Regions from separate parts of the Homo sapiens genome. Here region 2 is linked to region 1. Evidence: read pairs that join two places in POLR2A ChIA-PET (ENCODE). Cell type or tissue: B cell. All regions are shown on one strand.

Evidence for each region. ChIA-PET counts read pairs that join two places held together with the same protein. Peaks named below come from ENCODE experiments on the same cell type or tissue, not always from the same donor. Only the 100,000 strongest peaks of a DNase experiment are listed, where the experiment ranks them.
Region 2: POLR2A ChIA-PET joins it to region 1 with 5 read pairs; 4 of 35 experiments call an interaction of 5 or more read pairs at or near these places.

The regions. Positions count from the first base shown.
Region 1 is chr9:121,079,612-121,082,111 of GRCh38, forward strand. CNTRL (centriolin) reads left to right here. Exons shown (of 44, transcript NM_007018.6): 2 at 695-867. Among named protein-coding and RNA genes, the nearest start is that of CNTRL, 5.9 kb to the left of the region's middle. In B cell, no CTCF peak of the experiment used is centred here; no DNase peak of the experiment used is centred here; H3K27ac peaks cover 789 bases.
Region 2 is chr9:120,749,855-120,752,354 of GRCh38, forward strand. No RefSeq gene overlaps it. Among named protein-coding and RNA genes, the nearest start is that of MEGF9, 37 kb to the left of the region's middle. In B cell, no CTCF peak of the experiment used is centred here; no DNase peak of the experiment used is centred here.

The DNA of each region.
Region 1 (2,500 bases):
TTGTTTATATTTTTTACATTTATATTTAAATATTTCAGATTTTCAGATTTGGAGTGCTTAACCTGTAGTGAATGAGGCTATTGGAATGGGGCATTTGGCTATATTGTAATGTATGTGAAATAATAATCAACTTTTTAAAAACAAAAAAAGACGGGGTTTTTATTCCTTTCAAACTACTCACCTTGAGAGACCGGATCATGATATCAGAGATCCTTTCTTTGTATAAAATTTTCTGGGTTTCCTTCAGGATTTTTTTTGTTTTGTTTTTTTGAGATGAAGTCTCACTCTGTTGCCCAGGGTGGAGCGCAGGGGCACGATCTTGGCTCATCGCAACCTCCACCTCCCCAGTTCAAGTGATTTTTGTTCCTCAACCTCCCAAGTAGCTGGGATTACAGGCACCTGCCGCCCATGGCATCATGCTAGGCCATAGAGAACAAAGGAAACATAATCTAGACTCCAGGAAACTCAGATAGCTATATGACATGGTCATTAAAAACATGGGTTTTGAATTAAATCACATTTCAAGTTTTGGCTAAACCAATTAGTTAAGGAATTTTGGACAAATTATTTAAGATCTTCATCTGTAAAATGGGAAATAACACTTATCTCATAGAGTTGTTGTATTCAATTCTTTCAATATGATGATACACATAAAGAGCTTATCACAACATATATTTGTCTGTCTGTTTTTTAGAGACAGGGGCTCCCTGTGTTTCCCAGGCTGCAGTGCAGTGGCCAGTCACAAGGTTGATCATAGCACATTGTAGCCTGGAGCTCCTGGGATCAAGCAATCCTCCTGCCTCATCCTCTGGAGTAACTGGGACTGCAAGTATACATACCGTGCCTGACGAAATATCACAATATTTGGTGCGTGGTAAGCCCTCAGTAAATGTTAGCCACTAGTATGATATTCTTTAGAATTAACTTCAATCATCATCTTTTCATTAAATTTTTGGAAGTAGACAAAATTCATATGGAGTCAAATTTACTGAGTAAGGTTAGTGATCAAACTGGGAAAATAAAAACAAAGTGTACCTGAAGCGATGGACCCGATTTTCTTGTGAGACTTAAGAATTAGTTTGAAAGCAGAATCCAAAGAGGAATTCCAAAAATTGAATATATTAATAGATTATATTAGTGTAATCTCTCCTTTATATACTGTATAAGTTCTGTAGGGGAGGAAAGGGAGTAATTCCTTTCTGGCCCATCATAAAGGTCATGGCCAACACCCCTGTAACAAAGACAGGTTGACTAGAGAAAAGCATAGCAAATTTATTCGATCAAAGCTTTATGTGTCATGGGAGCCTTCAGAATGAAGACCCAAAAAATGCAGAAAAAATTATCCGTTTTTATGCTTAGGATTAGTGAAGTGTGGACAGCTGTATAGAAATAGGATTGGACAAAATGGGTATGATCTAACGCTAATAGACTGAGTGAGGAAACTCAGCAACACCTACCTCTCCAGATTTCTCTTGGCCTCTCTGTGCAGCATTCCTTCCTCCTGGGTATTGGGTAGGACCCCTATGGAATGAGAGTCTTAATTTCTTTATGGCCAGCTGTTAGAAAGCTGGGAGTTTGCAGGAAGTTTCTGTATAATCACAGCTTATATGTACCCATATGCTTGTGAAGTTATATTATCTTTTAATAGAGATATGAAAAACTCAAAATGTTCTTCCTACTGCCGTACCACACAGTACAATACTTGTGACATCAGACATGTAAGGGTTGTTGCCCCATACACCAGATACTTCTTCAGTGGACACCAGCTGCATGTCCTCTTATTCAGTTCAATTCTGACACTGTCTGCCTGAAGATAGCATCAGATCCCACAGGTTAAGGACTCAGTCCCACAAGAGTGCCACCAACTTCAGATGCCCATTACAAGTAGTAGATTGCCACCTATACTTCTGACCACCAAGCTATAAATTGGGACTCCCACTGCCCCCTCCTTGGGTTCAATTAATTTGCTTGAGTGGGTCACAGAACTCAGAGAAATACTACTTACATTTTCCCATTTATTATAAAGGATATTACAAAATAAACAGCCAGAGGAAGAGTTGCATAGGGCAAGGTACGTGGAAAGGGGTATGAAGTTTTCATGCTCTCGCCAGCATGCCATCTTCCAGACACCTCCACATGTTCAGCTAATTGGAAGTTCTCTGGACCCTGTCCTTTTGGGGTTTTATGGAGGCTTACTTATGTAGGCGTGATTGCTCACATCATTGGCTACTGGTTATCAAATCAATTTTAGCTGCTCTCCCCTCCTTAAAGGTTGTGGGGTTGGGCTTAAAGTCCCAACCCTCTAAACATGCCTTAGTCTTTCTGGTGACTGGCCCCCATCCCAAAGCTGTCTGGGTGTCACCAGTCATCTTATTAGTAAACGAAAGACACTCTTATCACTGTGGAGAACCCAAAGGTTTTAAGAGCTATGTGATAGGAAACAGGAGGAACATCAAATATATAGGTTAAAAGAGAAATTATCAACACATTAAATTTAACA
Region 2 (2,500 bases), 330 kb before region 1:
GATTTCAATATATGAATTTTGGGGGGACACAAACTCAGACCATAGCACCTTTGTGGTCATCCTTTCCTTCAGCTCCATCCCAGATAACCATTGGTCTGCTTTCTGTCACTGGAGATTGATTTTATAGATATAATTTTGTATAAATAGAAGCATATAGTGTGCATTCTTTTTATCAGGCTTATTTTACTCAGCATCATAATTTTGAGGTTCACTCATATTATTGTATATATTGATAATTTTTCCTTTTATTGTTCAGTAGTATTTCTTTGTATAAATAGATCTCAATTATACATCCATTTATCTGTTAATACACATTTGGGGGTGTTTCCAGTTTGGGGGTATTACAAATGAAGCTGCTATAAATATCTAGGTACAAATCTTTGTGTTGATGTATGGGTTTTTTTTTTTTTTTTTTTGAGACAGGGTCTCACTCTGTTGCCCAGGATGGAGTGCAGTGACGCAATCTTGGCTCACTGCAACCTCTGCTTCCTGGGTTCAAGCAACTCTTGTGCCTCAGCCTCCCAAGTAAGTGGGATTACAGGTGCATGCCAACACTCCTGGCTAACTTTTGTATTTTTAGTAGAGACGGGTTTGTGCCATGTTGGCCAGGCTGTGTGTTGATATATGTTTCTATTTCTTTTGGATTAAAAAAAAGCTAAGACTGGAATGGCTGTGTCATATGGTAGGTGTCTATTAAACTTTAAGAACCTGCCACATATTTTTCCAAAGTGGTTGTGTCATTTTGCATTCCTGTTAGCAGTGTATGAGATCCCCAGTTGCACCACATCTTCTCTAGTACTTGGTTTGGTTGGTTTTTTAAATTTTAGCCATTCTATTTAGATGTTTCCCTGTTGACTAATGATGTTAAGCATCTTCTTAAGTTCTTATTCAAGTATCTTCTTTTTTTTTTTTTTAGACGGAGTTTCGCTCTTGTTGCCCAGGCTGGAGTGCAATGGCGTGATCTCGGCTCACCGCAACCTCCACCTCCCAGGTTCAAGCGATTCTCCTGTCTCAGCCTCCCAGGTAGCTGGGACTACAGGCATGTGCCACTACACCCAGCTATTTTTTTTGAATTTTTAGTAGAGATGGGTTTCACCATTTTGGCCAGGCTGGTCTCTAACTCCTGACCTCAGGTGATCCGCCCGCCTCAGCCTCCCAAAGTGCTGGAATTACAGGCATGAGCCGTCATGCCTGGCCCTGTCTCTTTCAATTTATAGATTCTTCCTCCACCCCTTTCATTTCCTTAGAATGTATCTGTTGAAAAACCCAGGCCATTTGCTACAGTTTCCTGCAGTCTGGATTTTGCTGATTTTATACTCCTGTTGCAGTTCAACATATTTCTCTATCCTTGGTATTTCCTGCAAATTGGTACCTAAGTTCAGAGAATGGTTCAAACTCACGTTTGGTTCCTTTGGCAAGATTACTGAGGGTATTTGGCATGACTATAGGAGACACATTATGATTTGTTGTCTCTTTGTGATCTTAGGAGTGGGTGAAGCTCAATGCCTATCTATTCATTCAGAGGAGTTGCAAACTGGTTATATTCTATCTTTTTCCCATTTAGAGTTGGAATACTTTTATTAAGAGGAATTTTTCCCCATCTACTATTTGGATGCCCAAATAATATTTGCTTTTTATTTAAAGTTTAATAAGTTTAATGGAATGTTTTAATATTGGTCACTCAGGGTGTATATTCTCTTGGTATACTTTCAATTGTAGTTTCAACATTTTTAAATTTCTGAAATGTTTTCTTGAATTATATCTTTTGGCATTTGTTCTGTTCCTCCCTTACTTGATTTTCTTCTTTAGGAACTCCTATTACCTGTATGTTTGATCTTTGCTGCTTTCAATATTTGTCAATTTCCCTCAAATCTTGTTTATCTCTTCATTTCCTTTTTATTTAAACATATCTTTCTTTTTCACTGTCTTTTATCTCTTAAATCATTATCTGTTTATCTGTTATTATTATTATTTTTGAGATGGGGTCTCACTCTGTTGTCCAGCCCGGAGTCAGTGCTCAAACATGGCTCACTGCAGCCTGGACCTTCCAGGCTCAAGTGATCTTTCCACCTCAGCTTCCTGAGTAGCTGGGACTATAGGCACATGCCACCATGCCCAGCTAATTTTTTTTTTTTTTTTGTAGAGATGGGGTTGCATCATATTGCCCAGGCTGGTCTTGAACTCTTGGGCTCAAGTGATCAGCCTGCCTTGGCCTCCCAAAGTGCTGGGATTACAGGTGTGAACCACCATGCCCAGGCTGATGTATTTGTTTTTAAGTTAGTCTTGGTCTGTTTTATGGTGTCTCCCTGGTGTGTTTTCATTGTCTGTAAGGATGTTAATCTGCTCCTTCTTCGCATTTTTTTCTTAATAACTGTGTATAGAATTTGATCTTGATACTTTTATATTATTTTTATGTAAAATTTGTTTTCCTGACTTTTTGGAATGAGTGTATGTTCAGGCAAGCTTTTCAACCTTCTCAGAGCAGTCCCTCTTCTCTTAT